3 separate regions of the Homo sapiens genome follow, and all the other regions are linked to region 3. Evidence: read pairs that join two places in POLR2A ChIA-PET (ENCODE). Cell type or tissue: A673. All regions are shown on one strand. Each heading gives the region's core, and the rest is flanking DNA. Links, peaks and the distances in the headings are about the cores only.

The links. ChIA-PET counts read pairs that join two places held together with the same protein. Peaks named below come from ENCODE experiments on the same cell type or tissue, not always from the same donor. Only the 100,000 strongest peaks of a DNase experiment are listed, where the experiment ranks them.
Region 1: POLR2A ChIA-PET joins it to region 3 with 8 read pairs; 1 of 35 experiments calls an interaction of 5 or more read pairs at or near these places.
Region 2: POLR2A ChIA-PET joins it to region 3 with 7 read pairs; 1 of 35 experiments calls an interaction of 5 or more read pairs at or near these places.

What each region holds. Positions count from the first base shown.
Region 1 is chr14:96,884,910-96,893,064 of GRCh38, reverse strand. No RefSeq gene overlaps it. Among named protein-coding and RNA genes, the nearest start is that of LINC00618, 55 kb to the left of the region's middle. In A673, for the core only: no CTCF peak of the experiment used is centred there; DNase peaks (open chromatin) are centred at 3,924 and 4,274; H3K27ac peaks cover 1,132 bases.
Region 2 is chr14:97,061,414-97,069,568 of GRCh38, reverse strand. No RefSeq gene overlaps it. Among named protein-coding and RNA genes, the nearest start is that of LINC02304, 89 kb to the left of the region's middle. In A673, for the core only: no CTCF peak of the experiment used is centred there; DNase peaks (open chromatin) are centred at 2,828, 3,068, 3,638 and 4,938; H3K27ac peaks cover 5,000 bases.
Region 3 is chr14:96,473,547-96,481,701 of GRCh38, reverse strand. It overlaps AK7 (adenylate kinase 7), which reads right to left. Exons shown (of 18, transcript NM_152327.5): 15 at 3,040-3,237. Among named protein-coding and RNA genes, the nearest start is that of PAPOLA-DT, 25 kb to the left of the region's middle. RefSeq lists a silencer at 7,464-7,664. In A673, for the core only: no CTCF peak of the experiment used is centred there; DNase peaks (open chromatin) are centred at 2,101, 3,351 and 3,751; H3K4me3 peaks cover 1,864 bases; H3K27ac peaks cover 3,042 bases.

The DNA of each region.
Region 1 (8,155 bases), core at 1,194-6,193, 410 kb before region 3:
TAAACCCTGACTACCAATTTATCTAAAAATACCTAATTGTACGAAAGGATAGGGGAAGGGGAAGAGTACAAGAGAGCTAAAATCTCATCTATCATAATAAGAACTCAATACTTAAGTTTTAAAATTGATAAATAGTAAATTCGTCAATGTGACAGCAAAACACAAAACTCAAAAATTGTATTTCTTTACACTAACAATGAATCTGTGGAAACTGAAATTAAAAACAATACCTGCCAGGCACGGTGGCTCACACATGTAATCCCGGCACTTGAGGAGGCCGAGGTGGGCGGATCACCTGAGGTCAGGAGTTGGAGACCAGCCTGGCCAACGTGGTGAAACCCCATCTCTACCAAAAATACAAAAATTAGTCGGGCGTGGTGGCGGGTGCCTGTAATCCCAGCAACTCTGGAGGCTGAGGCAGGACAATTGCTTGAACCTGGGAGGTGGAGGTGGCAGTGAGCTGAGATCACACCACTGCACTCCAGCCTGGACAACAGAGCAAGACTTCAACCCCTCCCCCCCCACCAAAAAAAAAACACAAAACCATTTACAACTGCTTCAGAAAAAAGTTAAATTCTTAGGTATACACTTAACAAACTAAGTACAGGATTGTATATTGAAACTCAAAGACCTAAACAACAACAACAACAACAACAAAGTATTGTGTTCATAGATCGAAAGATTTAACACAATAAAGATGTCAGTTCTCCCAAAATTGTCTGTAGTTTCAATACCATTTTTTGTAGACCTCAATTTCATTCTAAAATTTGTATAGAAAGGCAAAAGTTCTCGAATAGCTAAACCAATCTTTAAAAATGACCAAGCGGGAGGAATCTAATACCAAAGCTCACTATATAGCTACAGTAATCAAAACAGTGTGATACTGGCAGATCAGTGGACATAGAGCTAGCTGAATAGAAAATCCACAAATAGACTCATCTACAAATATGTCTAATTTTTTCTGATGGTGCAAAATCAATTCAGAAGAGGAAGAAAAGTCTCTTCAAAAAATTGTTCTGAGGCCAGGCGCGGTGGCTCACGCCTGTAATCCCAGAACTTTGGGAGGTCAAAGTGGATGGATCACGAGGTCAGGAGTTTGAGACCAGCCTGGCCAACATGGTGAAACCCTGTCTCTACTAAAAATACAAAAATTAGCCGGGCCTAGTGGCGCATGCCTGTAATCCCAGCTACTTGGGAGGCTGAGGCAGGAGAATTGCTTGAACCCGGGAGGCGGAGGTTGCAGTGGGCTGAGATTGCGCCATTGCACTCCAGCCTGGGCAACAGAGCGAGACTCAGTCTTGGAAAAAATAAAATAATAGTAATAATAAAATTGTTCTGAAACAATTGGACATCCATAGGCAAAAAGCAGAATCTTGACTCGAAACTCACAGCTTATATAGATATAAAAAAACCCTCAAAATAGATCAAAGCCTTAGATGTAGAACATAAAACTCTAGAACTTTCAGGGAAAATTGAAAAATCTTCAGAATCTAGGGCTAGGCCAAATTCTTAGACCAGACACCAAAAGCATAATCCCTAAAAGGCAAAGCTGATGAATTGGATGGTGCTCTCTTAACTATGGTCTTCAAAATTCAGCCCTCTGGGCAACAGATAGAACCTTCTCTAAGGAAATAGACCAGTCCAAGAGAAAAGACCTTAAGTGAATCACATGGTAACACGTGAGGTGCCTCCTGTACTGTGTGCAATGTCAAATCCTCTCTCATTCCAGACCAAGTGACGTCAGCCAACTCTGCCCAGGCTTCTACCAGGTTCCTGAAGGCCCCTCTCCTTTCCTTCTCTAGGGGTTGTATGAGATGCCTACCAGGAACATTGCATTCCACATGTGCAATTCAGGAGCATGGGAAAGTTAGCACCCAAAAGATCACACCACTGCACTCCAGCCTGGGCGACAGAGACTCCATCTCAAAAAACAAAACAAAACAAAACAAAAAACACACAGCAGGGCTGTTCTTGCTTTGTCTTCCATAGGAGAAGCCATCAAACTCATCTCTTAGAGAGTTTTGTGACATGATTTTTAAAGCCAGTTTTATTTTTATTAAAGCTCAATTAGTTACATATACAATAACATATTAATTTTACTGCATTATAATCTTAACATGGATAAAATGACCTCTCTTGTCCTTTTCTATCAGCTTCTGGTATAGAACAAAAATCATCAGAGACCATCCAGCTGTTGCTTTGCTAAGACATGTGAAGCTCTTATACTTTCATTGATGTTGCCTCAGCCATCTAGCCAAAGACTGAAAAAGTAAACTTGTATGAAAAATCCCATGTGAATATGGACTCCTAAAATGGAAACGTAATTTTAGCAGAATTACCTCCACCCAGATTTTGTCTGCCAGGTGGCTTTCAGTAGGGAAGATAACATCATCAAAGACAAAGCCTGATCACAGTTCTGGGGGTGATAGAGAAAGCTAGCTATGGAAGAATGGTCAAATAGAGGGAGATGGAAAGTATTTGAACCTCTTGTGACTTTGAAAAATTTAAGATTAAATACAATTTCTAATAGCTTCTGAATGGGGCAATAGAAAAAGCCATCATTTGGAGTCTTAAAAAATCTGTAGATTTTTGAAACAGAAAAACTATTCTTTTCAAAATAGGACACTGGCAAAATGGGGCAGGGTGGGGGTGGAGGGCTGTTTCAGTTGCACTGGACTGAGTCAAGGTGACAGGATGTATTTGCCCACTAGTTTCTCTCCACGTCTTCATTCCCAGGATACTAACGATTCAGAGATAAATGTACACTGAATGCACCCTGTACCAGTCTAATTTCTTTTGACAGCCTGCATTACAAATTGTAAAAATTTTTGAAATTAAGTACCTTTGAAAATGGAAAACTGAACTAACGTTCCAATTTGGAGGAAGGGGGACTCAATGTAGAAATTAAAATCATGGTAAACTAATTTGCCAAGGGTGGGGGAGTGTTAGAAATGGTCTTCTGACTTTAACCATAATAATAACGAGGACTATCAATTAGGCAAAGAGTGCTCTGAGCCTATGTGTTGGCTCCACTACAATTTTTTTTTTTTTAAATGTCTGGCAGAATGTTTTACAAACTAAACCCAGCGAGACTATAATTCTACCAGAAGGTGCCTCAGATGGTTTTGCTAATAATTTTGATAAGCTAAAATGGAGAAAAACATCATTTCAATTATTCACTTTTCAAAAACCATCAATTTTAAGTTACAATATTAAATGTCTTTCTTCCTTCCTTCATCGCCATCAACCAAATGAAACCAAACCCTGGAAGAACCCTCACCAAAAGGCAAAGGGGGTAGGCAGTGACATTTTTGAAATATGTTAGCATGCTAAAAATCTTGTCATTAATTTCTTGCCGCTCAGAAGTTGTGTCCAGTTTATGTGTAACTTTGAGGAGAGTAAGTTCCTTTAGAGAACTCGGAGGAAGCCAGCATTGCTACTGCCGCAAAGATGAAAGTGCGAACCACCATATATTGGCTTTTAATAGCCTTTTAACCAACTTTGTTAATGGACTGAATGCAATTTAGATATGGAACTTGGCGAAAACGTAGCTTCAATTGGCTATTAAAATTTAAGAGCCAACTAAGATAGCTAATTACAAAAAAAGCTCCAGTGATAATGCTAAGCAGAATTAGTAATAGCAAATGGCAGTCTGTCTAGTCTTATTCCCACAGGGAAAGAAACTCTTAACTGAGAAGTCAACCAGACAATGTGCAGCAAACCTAATTGCATTACTGGTATTATGGCATACGAATCTGGCAGCTCCCTGGGACAAAACAGGGAATAAAATCTGCCGAACTCGAGGCAGAAAGCGACTGACCCTCGTTTACATGCCAGTTAGAAAAGATTCCAGGAAATGTTATTTCTATTCAGAGTTGATGAGTAAATGCTCTTTTACTAAGGAACATTCCTGTAAAACCCTAGTAAGGACTGAGCAGTAAGGAAACAGACCTTCCAAAAAAGTTTCAAAGAAATAGATCCGACACCCACGCAGAATTAGATTTTTCCTTTAGATATTTAGGTCTTAAAAAAGGCAACAATAAACATCTGACTGCTAAAAAGTTGAGTTTAGAGGAGAATAATGTTCTGCTTTTTGCTTCATTACAGATACCCTCATTATGGCATCAGCTGAAGTGCAGACTGGCTCTCCTGTGAAGATTTATCATGTGTGGTGGCCACTTTGAATTGGAGGTGCTGTAGTCTTCAACATTCCCTAGTCAAGTGTCTCCCTGCTGTGCCTGTAAATGTCAGTCCAGTTTTTTCACGGCTGTGCGCACAGATTAGAAACAGCAGGAGAGCTTGGGAGTATGACTACAATACCAGTAAGGACACTTGTCTTCGTGGCACTGCTCAAGTGATTCTTGGAATGCAGGACCCTGCTGTTTTCTAATATTTACACACAACTGGAGTCATCAAGAGCAGTAAATGCAGTCTAAAGGAAGCTTGCTTCTTTGTGTTAGGGACTTTACATTCAAATAGGGGTATCAACAATAACATTAAAAAAAATCCATTTTAAAAACTTTCATATTTCCCCTCAATTTTGCTGCTACAAGACCAACCAGGTATTATCATGACTGTTCACTTAGCTTGACCCTCCCTTCCAAACACTTTCTATGTGCATCACACAGTTCATTGGGAACAGCAGGTGTTTCAGATTTTTGGCCTCAATTGTGTTTTTGCAGGCTGTGGTTTCTCTGACCTCTACAAGAACAGACAGGGCCTTGGAAACCATTTTGATGTAATTTCAACCACCTTTGCTTTCTGAACACTTTGCATGACATATCAGAGACTTATTTTGGGACTGTAGCACCTGGAATACAGACGGCTTCTCTTTTGAAAGTCTAGTTAGAAACTTAAAAAAAGGAAAAAAAAACCCATTGCAACTGTGTGCATATCTTAAGAAATGTCTAAATGACCCTACTTAAAATTATGAATGCTAAGGCACAATATTTAAAAAATGGCAAAAACTACAATTACTTTTGCATCAATCTAATACTTTGCCATAACTGTTTAATTATCTGTCAAGGGTTTCTGGACTAGAAACTTGGGGTGGGGAGGTACACAGGGATTAGATCATATACTTCTGCAATTACAATGTCAAGCAGACTGGGATGTACGTTATTACTTCTCCAGTTAAACTGATTCACATGTTTGCACCAAAATGTTCCATAATAGTTAACGAAGTAAATGAAGACGTGAGGCTGTTTGTGTTGGGGCAGGGGAAGGAGTAGGGAAGAACTAAAATATCCACGTCAAAGGTCTTCCTAAGAACCTTGGAGGCACATTTCTCGACCTACAAAAGTTCAAGAAGTAAATGTACTTTTTTCTCTCTTCACCGGACAATCTAATAGAATCACTTCCCAGTTGTAACTTTCCCTGGAATACACTGTCCTAGAACTTTCGAGTCCTCAGGCTTAGCTGACCAGACCCTTCAGTGGCTCTACTTTCACTTTTAAGTACTAACACATATTGGTCCCTTATGGGAAAAGACTACGAAAGTGTGTAGGGACCTTTCTCACATCTGAGAATTATACCAAGGACCACCATCATGAACTTTTGAACTATGATTTTTGTGTCAAGGCCAGAGAGAATATTGAGTACAGCAATTTTTCCACTTTTAAAGAAACTGTTGCCCAGGTATTGTACGGTGTTCATTTTAAGTAACTGTGATGGCTTTTCACTGGCTTCTATAGGATCAGAAGCAGAAAGCCAACACACAGGAAAGTGGAAAGAGCATTCAGACGACTGTCCCACCCTCTCCCCAAACTCTGGATTCACTCCTCCCTGTTGCATCCCAGGCACAAAGATTATATTATCATCTCCACTCACATGGCTGACATCTCAGAACAACGTTCTAACATTGGACTTAACTAAAAAGACGGTTTTTTGAAGATCATCTGCAGTGGTTTACAAATGAAGCTGAATTTTCTCAATGCAGAAGTTTTACAGGGAACTGAATTCATGACAAGCCAAACTACAAAAATTCAAGAATGCTATTCATAAGTTATAAAATGCTATGCCATCATAAACTCACCATTGTACGTACAAATGCATCCTGAGTACAGTGGAAATGGTAAGCATTTTATTTGTGTAACACACATGTGATAGAGAATTGTCTAAACCATCTGGTCAGCAGTAGACTGCATACAATTACTAATGTAGTGTATAAGGCTATCTACATATCAAGACCCTTTTATAATATTAATTCTTTAATGTGACTTGTACTTTATCAGTAGAACTTAGTAAGTTAGAAGACTACAGAATAACCTGTGGAACTTTAAAAAAAACTATAAAATTTTTTCCATGCAACTGCTATAACTAAAAAATTAAACAGACATGAAATAGGACTAAGAATAACACAGCCAAAGGACAAGAGTTAGATTTCTGTAGTGGTGGTAGGATCATAAGCGAATTTTGATTTCTGTTAATGTGGTTTGGGCAATAAATTAGAATTAATAAGTAAAATGGCATTAATTAAGTCAGTGTGGTGCGGGCATAAGAACAGACAGATCAATGAAATCAAACAGATAGTCTAGAAACAAGAGTATGTAATAAAGCAGGCATCACAAACCAGGGTGGAGGAAGGGTGGAGGAGATCATTTATTTAACAAATGGTACTGAAGCTACTGGCTAGCTGCTTAGAAAAAAATCTTTGTGATCCTCACCTCATGGCATACATTTACCAAAATAAGTCCCATATGGATTGAAAATTTAGAAGCATTAAAACAAAAAAGCCTAGAAAAAGTCATGGTAAATATTTCTAATTTCTGGATGAAAAAATATTTTTAAAGTAACAGAAATTACAATGAAAGATCAATAGATTAAAGTGATAGAAGCTAAACTTCATAAAAATTAAAAATATATCATACACAAAAAATAAACAGGAAAAAGTCAGCAACAAAAATGGCAAAGAGTTAAGGTCATTACTGTATAAACAGTACTTATCAACACACCAAAAAGAGTGATTAGTTTACAAATAAAGGTTTGGGTGCACTAGCAATAAAAAAAAAAATTACCTTATCAAATTATAAAAATAAAATTTAATGTGTTAGTCTGGATGGCTTAAATAGCAAACATTTATTTCCCACAGTTCTGGAGGCTGAGAAATAGAAGTTCTGGCAGATTCTATTCCTGGCCAGGCCCATCTTCCCAGTTTGCAGACGGTCACATGACAGAGACAGACATCATCTCTCTCCTGTCTCTTATGAAGGCATTAATCCCATTAATCATGAAGGCTTCACCCTCATGACCTAATCACCTCTCAAAGGTCCACCTCCAAAGACCATCATCTTAGGGGTTAGGCTTAAACACAGGAACAATGCAGGGGACACAAACTTTCAGTCTATAACCCTCGAGGATGACAAAAATGTAGGTTGGGCACTCGGATCTACTGGGCAAAGTGTTAACTGATAGATTTTTGCAAAGCAATTTGATAAGGATCCACAACTTTTCATTTCATAGTCTTTGACCCAGTGGCTCCCTTTTGAAAATCTAAGAATATTCATATGTCAATGAAGATTTCTGCCCAATTTTGTTCAAAAATATTGTTTATAATATCCCAATATTGAAAGCAACTTAAATGCCCAATAATACGAAAATGGTCATGAAAGTATCACAAATTCATTTAAAAAAGTTAAGAAAACATAGAAGTTATATTCATGAAGTATTCATAATAACATAAAAAGTATTTAATGTTAACTTTAAAAAGAAGAATATAAAGCTGTATACGAAGCATAACTATTTAAAAATAAAAATGCATAGAAATGACTGAAGAAAATGTGTCAAAACATTAATAGTGGTTGCCTGTGGGTGGTAGGGTAGTATTATCGCTGGTTTGTCCGTTGACACTTTTCTGTATGTTCTAAATTATATAAAATGGCCATGTATTATTAATACACTCTTATAATCCAAAGAATATAGAGCATTAAAACAGAATTTTAAAGAATTAACAAACATATAATGTTCAACTGTGAACATATGTATCTCCCCACACAAATACAAATAAATTGTTTATATTTCCACCACTACTTTATTGCTACACAACTTGGGTCTTTATATGCACACTTAATTTATTAATTCAAAGCAATAATCAGGGTTTTATAACTGGCTTATTAGTGTTTCATCTGTCTTAGATCACTATTGAAGAACACCTAGA
Region 2 (8,155 bases), core at 1,194-6,193, 590 kb before region 3:
TGCAGTTGACCAGACAGGTGGCCATGGGCCAGTCATTTCATCCGTCCTCATCTCCAAATCTTCTTTCATGGAGATAATCACATCAACCCATGGGCCTCTTGTGCAGCTCCAACAAAATTGCATCTGAGAAGAGACTTCATACCCAGGACAGACGTTCTCAATGTAGGTCATACCTGTGGGTATGGCCCTCAGAGACAGTGAGATCTCCAGACGAGCACTGACATTCTGCTCCAGAAAAGACCCCAGTCCATCTGTTGTCACACATTTCTGTTTTCAATTCCCAGGCTCCCAGGAATCTATTCCTCTGGCCCTCTGAGCAGGTCCCATGAAGAGCCAGAAGGTTTTCCCCAGCAGCCAGTTCCCACCCCACCTCCACCCACACCCAAGACAGGTGAGAAGCTAATCCTCCACCAGGTGCTCCAGTGACACCCTGCCACCCCCCTCCTGAAGCCCCCTCCTCACCCTTAACAGGGAGGAGGTCAGCTGTGTGTTTATCAGGACCCCTGCTGGATTGAAAACCTGGGACTGTGGATGTTCACTGCTTTTTCCCAGTACTCTACGCAGGGGTGGTACACAGTAGGTGGTCCATGGGCTTGGTTAAGTGAACGTACAAATGAAGCCAAGCCCCATTGGTTGGTGCCCTTAGTATGCCAGACCCCATGCTGGCCGTTCCCTCTCTCTATCTTACCCCAGCCTGACACTGACACGTTGGAGTTGGCCTCATTAAGTCTAGTTCACAGAGGAGTAAAAGGAAGCTCAGAGGAGGGCAGCACCTACAAACCCGGCAGAAAGGGGCAGAGCCAGAACCACGAGCGCACCTGGTGCCTGAGCTGTGGCTATCAGTAGCCCCTGAAAGGCATTTGAAGCCTCTAATTCATGGAACTTCCCTGAGATAGCTAGAGCAGTGGTATCCAGACCTGTGGGTGTCACCAAGCAGCAAATTTTAAAATTAAAGATAGAGCGATAGATAGATAGATAGATAGATAGATAGATAGATAGATAGATAGATAGAAAATAGAGATAGGTAAATAGATAAGTTAGAGATAAATAGGTAGATAGATAAGAGAGAGAGATACATGGATAGATAGATGATAGATAAACAGATAGATAGATAGATAGATAGATAGATAGATAGATAGATAGATAACAGATGATAGATGATAGATGATAGATAGATAGATAGATAGATAGATAGATAGATAGATAGATAGATAGATAGATGATAGATAGACAGAGATAGAATTGACATAGAGTTGTCAGCTTTTATTTGGCCAAAACTTAAAAACAAAACCCAAGTACTACATAAAATAGAGTAAAATAGAGAACTTTTCTTCCTTTCATAAAATAGAGAACTTTTCACACCAAAATTCTAGAACAGGCACAAATATGTCTCAGACTAAATGGTAGCTCTTTAAAAGGAAGACCTTGGGCCTGTCGATGTTCCTCATGTTGCAGTTGACCTGCAGCTCCTCATATCGCAGCTGACCTGAGGATACACCCCAAAGCCAGCCCTGGCCCTGGATGGTCACTGGAGACAATGCTCCCCACATTGTTGGTTGTTTTCTTGTTTAGGAGGTGTGTGTTGCACAGGCCCAGGCTGAAGGCAGAGTTTCTTCCTCTAAGATCAAAGCTGAGGTGAGGCAGCTGCATGGCCAGGGCCACTTGTCTGCTGCCATGTATCTCTGCCCGCTGGCTGTGTGGCCCTGGATAAGCTCTTTGCTTGCCTATGTGCCACTGAGGTTCCCTATCTGGAAAAACAGGGTAAAGGATCCCCTGATCAGGCTGCTGTGAGATCATGTGTGTGGAGCCCAGGCTCTGCCTCTGAGCACACACTTTGCTTTCAAGAATAACCCACATGCGGTAGCTCATGCCTTGTAACTCCAGCACTTTGGGAGGCAGAGGCAGGCAGATCACTTGAGGTCAAGAGTTCAAGACCAGCCTGGTCAACATGGTGAAACCCCATCTCTACCAAAAATATAAAAAATTAGCTGGGTGTGGTGGCTCATCCCTGTAATCTCAGCTATTTGGGAGACTGAGGCAGGAGAATCACTTGAACCTGAGAGGCAGAGGTTGCAGTGAGCCGAGATCGTGTCACTGAACTCCAGCCTGGGCCACAGAGTGAGACTATGTCTCAGAAAACACACACACACACACACACACACACACACACACACACACACCTTGCAGAACTCACTGCTCTCCTGTCCCACCGGGGGAAGACGTCCCTGGGCAGGGGGCAGCAGTCATACATTGAGTTTCAAAGCCAAGTCTGGCCTCTAGCAAATCTATCTAATCTATCTATCTATCTATCTATCTATCTATCTATCTATCTATCTATCTATCTATCTATCTATTTATTCCATTCATCTATCTATCTGTCTGTCTATTTATCTGTCTATGTATCTATTAACCTTGTATCCGTGTATCTATTTGTCTTATCTATCTACCTATCTATTTCTATCTTATCTGGGAAGCAAAATGAGGCTCCCCAGAAACGCTTCAAGAGAAAGAGAATCTTCTCTCAGGGATCTCACTTCTGACTTCCCAATGAGCAGATCCAGTGCAGTCCTGCCCTATTCTCATTCTGGAAAAGTATACAAATAACCCCTTTGCTGTGCATGGGTTGTTGGGAGGAGATTCCTGCCCACATCTCCAGCGAAAGCATTTGGTGATGGTTCCTGTGAGTCCCTGCATAAGAACCTGGCAAGGTCGGCTCTATCAACCCTGGTTTACAGATGACAAAGCTGGGTTTCTGAATGACACAGGGACTTGACAGAGAAAACAGTAGCTAGAAGAAGACAGGATTCATCCCCTAGCCTCCATGACATCGATAACTCTAAATTCAATAAATAATTGTCCCTTTCTCCCCTGCATGCCCATTTTCTACTACCATATATTAGTGCCTAATGGATGGATGGGAAGGAGGAAGGGGGAAAGGAAGGAAGGAAGGAAGGAAGGAAGGAAGGAAGGAAGGAAGGAAGGAAGGAAGGACGAAATTAGGGAGGGAGAGAGGGAGGGCATTCTTGTTTTCTTAAAATTAAAACTGGGAGAAATCAAATGCATGTCATCTGAGAGTTTGGATACACAGAGAAAGTCAGGAAAGGTGTCGTCTGAGAGGCCCTGCCCCTCAGCAGAGGGGCATCCAAAGGCAGAGACAGAAAAGAAACAGGGGACAGGCGATGTTTAAGAGGATACTGGGATTCTGTCTTTTGTCCTTTGCAGACTAACACTTAGTTTCAAGATTCAGAAACTGCCCTGATATTTTAATCCTTTTCTAATTTGATCTCTTCTCCTTCCCCCACCCACTCAGAACCCCGCTGAGATCTGTCTTTTGTGTCCTCCAACTTTAACCTTGGATTAAACTCCACCCTTCTGGAATTAGCTCCATCCTTCTGAAATGGGGAGAGAGAGAAAAAAAGAGGAAGAAGAAAGAGGAGGAGGAGGGAGGAATGATGAAGGGAAGGAAGGAAGGAAGGAAGGAAGGAAGGAAGGAAGGAAGGAAGGAAGGAAGGAAGGAAGGAAGGAAGGAAAGAAGGAAGGAGGCAGGGAGGGAGGAAGGAGGGAGGGAGGAAGGAAAACGGGGAAGACGAATTTTCAGCCCCTTTGTAGGCCCCATGGTATTGAACAGGATGCCCCCCACTCTGGTCTGACTCCCACCATCCTAATTTGGCCCCTCCATCCTCTTCTGCACACACAGTCCCCAGGTACAAACACACTGTCTACCAACAATCCCTGGGTGTGCTTGCATTTTTCTCCTCTGGACCCTCAGAAATGCCATCTGTTTCCCAATTCCTGTGCCTGACCCTTTTCCTTCTCTGCCTACTGAAGTCCTCACTGTTCACAGCTGAGTCGAGCCTTCAGCTGGAAGTGATGGCACCGTCCTGGGACCTCCATGAACCTCTGTCATCTGTACCCACCCTTTAGATGTTCAGTGAATGCTCCTGGATGCTGCCCCAGATGGCAACAAAGAGCAGACAAAGACATTAAGTTGAAAGATGGACTAACAGGTACCTTACCTGCCAGAGCCAGGAAATTACAAGGGAAGGAAGAGGAAAGCGACTCATCTTGAGTCATCCATGTATCAGGCATAGCCTCTGCCATAGCCCCATTCTGCCTTGCCCTCATTTTACAGATGAAAAAACTGAAGCCAAGACTTGGGGAAGGTTAGAGGTCAATAAGCAGCTGAGCAAAGACCCAGCACAGGTGTGCCCGGCCCTGACACTGTTTCTATTGGGACATCTCACCCCAGTTCAAGACGTTCCTCAGGTTGATCCCCTCTGAGATTCTCCTAGGATTCTCCAGATACATAGGATATTTGACAAACCTCTGTGCATGTTTAAGTTCATGTCTCCATAAGAAGCTATGGAAATTGCAAATTATATTAACAATCATGCAGCACCACTCACTGCTATATTTTCCTAACATGATTTTGATGGGAAGAAATTTCCATAAATTATGTGACTTAGACTTTTGAGAGCTATGGAGGAGCTTAGAGATTCCTTCACATCTAACTCTCTTATTTCATGTATATGGAATTTATTTCTTCCTTCACTCACTCAGCAGGTATTTATTGAGTATCTGCCTATGTCAAAGATTATGCTAGATGCTGGGGATGCAGACATGAATAAGTCTTATCCCCCCTGTCAAAGAATTCACAAAGTGACTGGGTCAATGAACAGTGCACAAATAAGGTGAAATGTGTGGGGAGAGACAGTGATAAATCAGCATAGCCTGAGGACCACAGAGCCCTGTGCTTGAAATCTTGTGACCTGGAAAGCTTTGTGTCCTTGGACAAATCAATTTTTATAAGCCCAAGTTTCCGTATTTGTAAAATGGGGAGAAGAGAACTCGCAAGGTTTTAGGAGGACTGCATGAGACAAACTACAAACACTAGGACCCAAGAGGTTTCTCAGAGGAGGAGTCGCTGGAGCTCAGAGGGTGTGAAGTGACTGGGCTACTGGCAGAGACAAGAGGCGATGCATTGCAGGAAGAGCTGGGTGTAAACACGAAGAGATGAGTGGGCTGGCCCAAGTATAGAGGGTAGCAGAAATGGGAGAGGATGGGAATTTTTTTAAATGATGACAACAATAAGAACGAGCAGATGATAGCTATCATTTCTTGAGCAAACTCTCTGCTAAATGATCTGTGTGCATGATATCTCTTGATCTCCCCAACCACTTTTAAGATAGGTACTGTGATGATTCCCATGTTACAGACATGGAAGCCAAGGCACGGAGAGATGAAGTAACTTCCCTAAACCTGCACAGCTAGGAAGTGGCACATCCAGAGTTTAAGCTCAGGCCTGTAGGCCAGGGTTGGGGAGTGATGAATTCAAAAACCCTTTGGGCGGCCAAGCGCAGTGGCTCACACTGTAATCCCAGCACTTTGGGACGTCAAGGCGGGTGGATCACCTGAGGTCAGGAGTTCGAGACCAGCCTGGCCAATATGGTGAAACCCCATGTCTACTAAAAATACAAAGACTTAGCCGGGCATGGTGGTGGAGGCAAGTAATCCCAGCTACTCGGGAGGCAGAGACAGGAGAGTCATTTGAGCCCGGGAGGCGGAGGTTGCAGTGAGCCAAGATCGCACCATTGCACTCCAGCCTGGGCAACAAGAGCATTACTCCGTATCCAAAAAAAAAAAAACTTTAGGGACCATTATGCCTTTTGCAGATATGATGAGGAGTTGTCACTATTTTCTGCTTTAACTTCTTCCTATTCCCAGTGACCTCAATGGTGTCATCCATCCAAAAGGGAGGTGGGAGAAAGGATTCACATTGCAATCTAAGAGTGAGATTATCCACATGCAGTCTTGCTTTCACACCTTTTTCGACATTTGCACGGCTTAATTAAGGAGGTGACCAGCTGCCACAGCAGATTTTTTGTTTGTTCTACAGCAGCAGGAGGTACAAGAGAGGTCCTTAAAAGGCCCAAAAGTGGTCACAAGGGCTCAGAGAGGGGCTCAAACCAGCAGATTTGCTGCTGGAAGCCAGCTTTCCTTCAGTGGGCCATGCATCAGGCAGCACCGAGCCCCCATCCCCAGGCCCAGGGCCAGGCTGGGGCAGCAGGAGAGGGGAGGATCTCAAGTTCAGCCCTGCTGGGCAAAAAGCTGTGAACTGCATCCATGAGTTTGAGGGCTTGTCCTGCATCACGCGTCATCCGCTATACCATGTATTATCTCACTGAAGCCACCTGACAGCACTGAGGGACAGATGCTGCTGTTATTAGCCCCATTTAAAGATGGAGACACTGAGAGTCCAGGGTTAAGTCATGGTGCCAAGACCCCAAGCCTAGCAGGTGAGGAGCCAAAACTCAGGCGGAATCTTGTTCCAAGTCTCTGTGCTTGACTCCTCACTGCTCGGGCCTTGCCTCCCTTGCGGGTGTGCTCCTGGGAAGACCGTTTCACCCTCACCCTGTGTCTGTCACACCTGGGGGGATGAGGCCTGCCTTGCCGGGTTGCTGAGGGGCATCTGGAAATCTTCTCTATGAAGCACTTCTCATGCTGCCTTGACTGAACTCAGGCCTCTGCAAACAGGAGCTGTTAACTGCTATGAAGGGGCTGTCCAGGTGTGTTAGTTTGCTAGGGCTACCATAACAAAGTACCCCAGGCTGGAGAACTTAAATAACAGAAATGTATTTTTATACAGTTCTGGAGGCTGGAAGTCCATGATCAAGGTGTTGCCAGGGGTGGTTTCTTCTAAGGCCTCTCTTCTTGGCTCATGGACAGCTGCCTTCTCCCTATATCTTCACACGGCCCTCCTCTGTGTGTGTCTGGGTCCACATTCCTTCTCTGAATAAGGACAACAGTCTTATTGGATTAGGGTCCACCCCAGTGACCTCATTTAACCTCAATTACCTCTTTAAAAGATTTTATCTCCAAATACAGTCACATTCGGAGGTACTGGGGGTTAGGACTCCAACACAGGGATTTTGGAGAGGGGCACATTTCAACCCATTATACCAGGGAAGCCAGACAGGCTCTGTTTCAGCAGATGAGTCCTTCCTTTGCAGTTCCTTAGTGTTGGCTCGGACTGCCCCACACCATGCTTTTACCCAAAAATCACCTTGGAGAGGGAGCAGGGCTTTTGCCAGATGCCACAGTGACAAAGCTGAGCCACTCGCTGTCCCTACCCTCTGGAAGCTGACAGTGTCCCCAGTGACTCAGATGTGAGGTGTGACTTACAATTCACACATCACTTTTCATATTCTTTATAGCATTTAATTCTCCCAACTCTTCTAGGGGAAAGTTTCTAGCACTGTCCTTGTTTTGAGCTGTAGAGACTGATGCTCAAAGACCAGGGGATTGGCCCCAGACCACAATGACCATGCATTAAACCTGAATCCCAGGGTTCTCAGCCCTAGTCCAGAGCAGTCTGGAATATTCTTTCTTCAGCCTATCTGGAATATTATTTCTTCAGCCACAAATTTCAATATCTGGTCAACAATAATTTATTGAGTTTCTACTTTGTGCTGGGAGCTTACATAAAAACAGAGGGTGTTGGGATAAAGGAAGGACAAACAAATTACAAATTGCAGAAATGAACAGATCAGTGTGATAGATTGTAAGGGAGAGAATGACTTTAGATGGCATGAACTTGGAAGGTCCCTCTGGGAAGGTGACATGTAAGCAAAGACCAAAAGAGGCAAAAGAGGCCGTGCAAAGGCCCTGGGGTACCCTGGTTTGAGATGATACTGGAGAGTTAGACAGGAGCCAACTCACACACTACCTTGGAAAATATCATTCTAAATATAGTAGAAAAAAACCTTGGACTTGAACCAAGAGAATGTGAACTGTTCATCTGATGATGTTTGCTAGTCTCTCTGGTGTTCTCTCTCATTATTGTAGGAAATGGGAGTGGAGTTAAAGATTTCTTTGGGATTGAAATTGTCGTCAAGACTTAGGCTTTCTGAATCCACAGGGCAATGACAGCCAACTTCTTTGCAACTAAAGGGATTTGCAAGGGGTGGACGCATGGAACACAATGGGTTTCAGTGGAAGCTTTATTCAGGTCAAACCAAGGACACTATACTATTCAAGTCGAGTTTACGGAGGGACCCATTGTGGCCTGGGTCTCCCATCAGCCTCTGGGGTACAGATCAGCTTGAGTACTAAAACAGGACAGCCAGTTCCCTGTGGCTGTGGTTGAGGCTGGATG
Region 3 (8,155 bases), core at 1,330-6,329:
AAAAGTCATATCGGTAGCTCCTCATTGCCTGACCTGTGACATTTAAATGCATTTCTCACTGGGTGTGGTGGCTCACGCCTGTAATCCCAGAACTTTGGGAGGCCGAGATGGGCAGATTGCTTGAGGCCAGGAGTTTGAGACCAGCCTGGCCAACGTGGTAAAACCCTGTCTCTACCAAAAACACAAAAATTAGCTGGGCATGTGGCATACACCTGTAATCCCAGCTACTTGGGAGGCTGAGGCAGGAGAAACGCTTGAACCCAGGAGGCAGAGGTTGCAGTGAGCCAAGATTGCGCCACTGCACTTCAGCCTGGGTGACAGAGGGAGATTCTGTCTCAAAAAGAATAAATAAAATAAATAAATAAATAAATAAATGCATTTCTCCCTGATTACTCTGAGTAGTTACAACCTTGATATCACTAACTGGACACCTTTGAGAAGGTACTTGGGAATGATTCCCCCTAGCAATATTCCACTCTGACCCCAGAGTGGGGCCACTGCTGATTAGACTGGGGTGGGGCACCTCAGCCCGAACTGTGACCAGCAGAGTTGCCCTTCAGGGAATGTGGGATTGGACACAGTGAAGTCAGCTCTGGCCTTGGCTCCCAGGGTAGCATTGTAACTCTGGGGTGTGGGGTGGCCTCAGCCTACCACACAGGCCACAGAGGGGGAGAGTACACTGGCCCAAAGAAAGAGAGGACAAAGAGACACTGAGAGAGAAGCAGAGTCCAGAGCTGATGAGAGGATGTGATTCCCAGCATCTTTCCAGGGCCCCATTCCAGACATTGCAGAGGCCGGGCTGCATCCCTGGCTGTGAGACGCCCTCCCCATCTCCCATCCTTAGGATACATTTCTCCCTTCTGCTTTTATATTATCTCCCAGTTGTCAGTTGTAGATGAGGCCAAATGAGATGGGCACAGGATGAGATGGAACACAATGGCCACTCATTCATTCCTCCCTGTTACTTATTTTTTTTCTCAACATTTCTCCTGGGCTCTCCTGATCTTCCTATAAACAGTTTTTGGGACCTAACTGAAAAGATGACAATCACTATTTTTCTGAAATGTATTCTCCATTCTTTCCTAGTTCTCTAAATAATGTAAACTAATTTCCATATTAGGAGGTACAGAACCCTTAGCTTTTACATATAAAGCATGTCCAACATGCAGAAACATGTCCAGATGAGGACAAAACCCAGTCACTGCTCTGAGGGTGCAGACAAGAAGAATTTGCAGATTTATAAATTGTTTTTGTATTTCTTTTTTTTTTTTTGAGACAGAGTCTCACTGTCACCCAGGCTGGAGTGCAGTGGCATGATCTCACTTCACTGCAATCTCTGCCTCCTGGGTTCAAATGATTCTCCTGCCTCAGCCTCCTGGGTAGCTGGGATTACAGGTGCACACCACCACGCCCAGCTAATTTGTGTATTTTTAGTAGAGATGGGGTTTCACCATGTTGGCCATGCTGGTCTTGAACTCCTGACCTCAGATGATCCACCCACCTTGGTCTTCCAATGTGTAGGGATTACAGGCGTGAGGCACTGCACCCAGTCATTTTTTTATTTCATAATAGTATGTCATGTTATGCCTTAGTGTTGGTAGGAATAACAAAATGACCACTTGTTGAACTCCTTCAATGTGCCAGGCACTTCGTATCTCTCATCTCTACCGTTTGTAACAATCCTGCAAGCCTGATTATTTTCCTATTTCACAGATGAGAAAACTGAGGCCCAGCCACAATTGGAATTAGCTCTCCTGCCTCCTGCTGACATTATCCCTTAGCACTAAGCCTCCCGATACTCCAGGGCTCAAATGCTGTCCCATTGGGCAGTTGGGGGTAGAGAGCAGCCCCTGGAGGCCCAAGGTGTGGGCCTGGCCAGGAAGCTTCCACCAGGCAGAAGCTGGTTCTTTCTCACCAAGCCCATAGGAGGAATACGTGCGAAGGTCCAGAAAACCAGAAAGGTAGGTCAGGGGTTCAACAAGCCAAGGGAAGTAGCAGCAGCTGTGAAAGCTGAGAACTGGAGCCAGGAATGATAATGGTGACGATGAGGCTGACGTGATGCGGGATCATGAGTGCTTGCTGTGTGCTAAGCTCAGAGCTGTGTTTACAGGAAACAAGAAGGAACGCAGTGAAGAGCTATTTGCTCTTCTGGGTAGCTACGGGGATGGGCTGGCCAGTCAGAAGGCTGGGAAAGGGTCTGGAAGAGCACCAGTGCCCAATAATTTAACAGGGACAGAACACTGCTCCCAAGGAACCTGGGGGAATGGCCCAAGCAGCCAGCACCATACACACATTTCTTTAAAAAAAAAAAAAAAAGAGTTTGTCGGCCAGGCACGGTGGCTCACACCTATAATCCCAGTACTTTGGGAGGCCGAGGCGGGCAGATCACGAGGTCAGGAGATCGAGACCATCCTGGCTAACACAGTGAAACCCCGTCTCTACTAAAAATACAAAAAAATTAGCCGGGCACTGTGGTGTGCACCTGTAGTCCCAGCTACTCGGGAGGCTGAGGCAGGAGAATGGCGTGAACCCGGGAGGCGGAGTTTGCAGTGAGCCGAGATGGTGCCACTGCACTCCAGCCTGGGCAATAGAGCAAGACTCCATCTCAAAAAAAAAGAAAAAAAAATTAATCAGGCCTGGTGGCATGTGCCTGTAGTTCCAGCTACTTGGGAGGCTGAGGCAGGAGAATTGCTTGAACCCGGGAAGCAGAGGTTGCAGTGAGCCAAGATTGCACCACTGCACTCCAGCTTGGGCAACTGAGCGAGACTCCATCCCCCCACAAAAAAAAAAAAAAGGATTTGTCATTTGACTTCACAATATATCCATAAATTCTCATACGATAATAACACCCTCCCACCACCAAATCCCCACATAGAATGACTCCCCAGGAGGAGTGCCCTGTGTATTTCATGGCTTCCTGTGCCCCAACCCATGATTACACTCCCCACCCTCCCCCCAGCCCCACAATTACAGCTAGACCTGCACCAAGCTTTGCTGGGGGTCCTGGACATTCACATTATCCTTGAATTCATTTCATACCAATATGTATCGGGTGAATTTCAAGTTCATCAAAATAGTTGAAGACAGTCTCATCGTCGATATTGATGTCCCGGTAGTTGCTCAGAGCCCGGAGGAATCGGTCTTGGCTGTAGTGGGTCCCCGCCACGATGCTCTCAGGAAGGTTTATCACACGCTCCTTCAGAAACTCATCCGAAGCATCCAGTGCACAAACGAATTCTGGGGAGAAGGACAGACTCCAGAGTTGGCACAATACAGCGCAGCTAACTAGCAGGGTGCTGGAGAACGCATGGCCCCCTGGTTACCAGCCAAGACCTCCTGTTGCCACAAATAGCCTGTCCAATTGGCTTTGCTGCCTCTCATGGAGGATAAATAGATGAAAATCACCCCATTTCCAGAGACCACCCTATGAGGCCCAATTAGTATTTTGTGCAATCTATTATTTTCCCTTTCTTCCCCCCTCCCTCTCTTCCTTCCTTCCTCCCTCCCTTCCCCCGCCCTCCCTCTGTCCTTCCTTCCTTCCTTCCTCCCTTTCTAACTAATAAAAGCAGCAGAAATCATAAGTAGCAAATCTCAGATAACCCTGTGATATCAGCTTCCTAGTTAATTTTCACATTGTCTCTTTTCTCTTTTTTAAAAAATACATACTTATATGTATGTATATTTATTTTAGAGAGATACAAGGTCTTACTATGTGCGGGCTGATCTCAAATTCTTGCCTTAAGCAATCCTCCCGCTTTGGCCTCCCAAAGTGCTGGCAGGGATAAGCCACGGCTCCTGGCCTCACGCTGCCTCCTATCCAGCACAATTATCACAGGCTTCCAAAGAGAGCTATGGCTACAAGCAAAATGCTTTGATGGCCAGTTTGCCAAATTAATAAAATGGGAACTCCCCTTGGAATTTTCATGGATCCAGCTCTTTCATCAATGCCATTGGCTATGAAACACTTACGTACAACATGTTATGGTCAGCACTTATCAAATTCAACACACAGATCATGTTAATAATGATGACCATTTTACCCATCTGTGATTTTCTTTTAAACTGTGAAAGCAGCTGTTCCTCCAGCTTCTAGTACAAATTCAATAGATAATTGTTGAGTGAATGAGAGATTTAAGTGTGGATCAGTGAAATAAACTTTCCAAGGTGAGTTGTGATTCTTAGATGTTCTCAACTACAGGAGCAGGGTATACTGGTGCCCAGATCAGTGTCTGGGTGCATCACAAATAGCTTGCTATCTATTAGAGCTCAACAGAACTTGGGAATGATTTGATTTTTGTTCTAAAATTGTATTGGCTTATAACATCATAATGCCATTCTCGTTTACTTGCATTCTAATAAGCTTCCTTGAGTGGGTGAAAAAGGTAAGTGTAATGGGGAAAGCCCACAGGAGGTGTGTCCCCGAGGCATGTGGACATGTGTGAACATCATCTGCTGCAGATGTTAACTGTGAAAACAAAGGCTGAGACAGCGTGTGGAATAAGATCCTATAAATTCATAATAGTTTGATACTACCTCCATTCTGCATACAAGAGGTGTTTTCGCAAGTAAGTTGTTCCTATTTTTTGCTCATCTTTTACCATTTGATTGTCATGATTTTCATGAGTGGCTGCCTTTTGAAAAGGAAGGTAGACATATGAAGCCTCAAATGCTGGTACGGTACTGAAATCAAAAGGATGTCAACAGATTCGCTGAAAATTGAATCCATTTAAGCTCTATGATGTCGGACATCTATATGAAAACTTATTTTCTTTTTAGATTTTTCCCTAACATGATACTCATTTGTTAGAAAATGTATGAACTATGTTAATAATCTATGAATTTCAAAAATATATTCTATCTTTCTTCCAGGCTGATCAGGAGGTGGAAGATTCCAGTTAATCAAATAATGAGTAACATCCTTGGCTTTCCAATTTTCAAAGATTTTTAATATGATAAAATATACTTCTCACTAGATGATTTTTAAAAAAATGTTCATTCTCTTTATGACTCAGAGAACTTCAAGATTCTGCAGTATCTCAAGACAGTTATTCAGAACATCTATTGTCCTTGCACTGGCTAACTGTGGATAGCGAGTAATAGATTTCTGCTTGGTAAGACCGTAGATAACAAGGAGGTCACTGTATTTGGCTATCTGGAATCACATGAAAAATCTATGGTTTTTTTTTTTTTTTTTTTGAGACAAAGTCTCGCTCTTGTCCCCCAGGCTGGAGTGCGGTGGCGCGATCTTGGCTCACTGCAACCTCTGCCTCCCGGGTTCAGGTGATTCTCCTGCCTCAGCCTCCCAAGTAGCTGGGATTATAGGCGTGCACCACCGTGCCTGGCTAATTTTATATTTTTAGTAGAGATGGGGTTTCACCATGTTGGCCAGACTGGTCTTGAACTCCTGACCTCAGGTGATCTGCCCACCTCGGCCTCCCAAATTGCTGGGATTACAGGTGTGAGCCACTGCGCTGGGCTGAAAAAGCTATGTTTTAACAAATTTCCAAATATTAATCAGGTAGGTACAACTTTAAACTTATCTCCTTCAACCAAGAGGTCTTCAAAGAATCAAACTGGACATAGGCTAACAGCAGTGGTAAAATGCAATGGTTGCTCAATGGGAGAGAATACCATCTAGAACTGTATTACCATAGATTGGAATGTGTTTCTTTTATTTTCTGTATCTTATGCTTTGATTTCTTTTTTTTTTTCTTTTTTTTTTTAAGAGACAGGGTCTCACTGTCACCCAGGCTGAAGTGCCGTGGCATGATCAAGGCTCACCACCGCCTTGACCTCCTGGGCTCAAGAGATCCTCCCACTTCAGCCTCCTGAGTAGCTGGGACCACAGGCACATGCCACCACACCCAGCTAATTAAGAATGTTTTTGTGTGTGTGGAGATGGGGGTCTTGCTATATTGCCCATGCTGGTCTCCAACTCCTGGACTCAAGCAATCCTCCTGCCTTAGCCTCCCCAAGTGCTGGAATTGCAGGCGTGAGCCACCACACCTGGTCTGTTTTGACATCTTCAGGGGGGCCTTACAGATCTGGGGAGAGACTGCTGTCCTTCCCAGGCCTAGCCAATACCTAAAGATAGTAACAACTTGCTTGGGAATGCCCCTCCTATGCAAGCCACTCAATCCATTTATCTAATCTCACACAGCAAGCCAGTATTTCCCTTGCCCTAAATCATCCCAGGACCAGGCCCCAGGCAACTAGAGACCACCCGTAAACTCAAACTAGCCAGTCCCGAACGGTTCACTGTGGCCTGTCTTGGCTTTCCCAAAGAAACCCCAACAACGGCATTGATCTAGACCTTTCCCCTTGTTCTTGCTTCTGCCGCCTGACCAAACCTGGCATTCCCCATGTGCCCCCATCTCTAGGGAATCCTAAGTGTAAATTATTTCAATGGCATTGACCTCTCTATGTCACCATTCAGTTCCCTCCCTCAATTAAAATCCTACAAGTACGAATGAAACAATGCCCTACTTTCTTTCAGAGAAATAGAAAATAAAGACAATTTCTGAAAAGTTTGCTAACAACAGATTAACGTTCCAAATAGATTACGTCTTAGACGTGTTTGCACTGTGTCCAACAAAGAATGGAAAGTCCAGTGGCCTACGTTTAAGAGTCCTTGGTCACTTGACCTCTGTGCTTCCATTTCCTTATCTCACAGGCAGGTTTCATTAATTGTTTTGGAGGCAGTGGAGTGAGAAGACCTGAGTTTTAATTTAATCCCCCTACCATTTACTAGTGAGTGGACTTGCATAAATCTCTAGGCTTTAGCTTCTGGATTGGGTAAACATGGGTGTAATTCCTGCCTTGCAGGATTGTGGAAAGGTTCAATGAGTGCCTGGCACATGACAAATTGTGCACGACCAATTGCCAGTTGAACTGAAATGTATCCAGCTGCCTGGATGTTATGGGTGTTATGATTTAGCACAGAGTTTGCAATGAGTGAATATTGCCTAGAAGTGATAAACAAAATGCACTGGACACACCTACCTAGAATTTAATAATCAACAATAAAGTAGATGAACAAACTTTACTTTTTATTTTATTTTTTTAATTAATTTTTTTGAGACCGGTTCTTGCTCTGTTGCCCAGGCTGGAGTGCAGTGGTGTAATCAGGGCACCTGCAGCCTTGACTTCCCACACTCAAGTGATTCTCCTACCTCAGCCTTCCAAGTAGCTGGGACTACAGGTGCATGCCACCACCCCCAGCTAATTTTTTTGATTTTTTTTTTTTTTTTTTTTTAGTAGATATGAGGTCTCACTATGTTGCCCAGGCTGGTCTCTAACTCCTGAGCTCAAGAGATCCTCCCACCTTGACCTTCCAAAGTGCTGGCATTACAGGCACTGTGTCTGGCCAATCAACTTAGCCCACAGGCAAACAATAAATATCCATCCCCAAGGATGACTGCTATCTGGTGGTCTCAGTCCTTCCAGAAGCTTCTCTGCAAACTGTGCTGGACCAAGAGAAGAAAACAGCCACAAGCTGCCTTCCTCGGGGACTTGATACCAGTGAGCAGGCAGGCCCTTTTCAGTTACAGCCTTGTCCTAAGTTGCTGAAAATAGCTTTTCTTCTAGCGATCATATGACCCAAAATGATTCCCTATGAATATCTACCTCAAGCAAACTGACTAAAAACAACAACACTTTTTAACGTTTACAGGAAGGTCACAAGAAATGCCTGCTCAGTACTAAGTAAATCCTGTTGTGTACGATAAATTGCTTATGCTTTGCTTTCAAGAGTACTTTGTGAAATCCCTGTGTAAATATGTGATAGAATAAAACCACTGTGGAGTTAAGAGTGAACTGAAAAGCTTTTGACCTGTGCAATCTCAAGTCAGAAGCTGAATGTCTTTTGGAAGAGATGAGGGCACGGTTAGCACCAAAACCAGGGCAGGGAAGGAGGCTACATGACTCACGAAGTCAAGCCATCAGCAGATTTGCTACCTTTTGCTTTGTTACAGGAGAGAGCAGTGGAAGACAACGTTCCCACAGGGATTTCTATTCATTTCAGCAATTTAATATTCCTCATGTTTATCCGTTGGTGCATTCTCTAGTTTGCAAGTTTATGCTTGAGAATGTCTTTTAATATTTTTCCTAAAAAAAAAAATCCTACTTTATTAAACTCAAAAAGATTCTTTTGGCA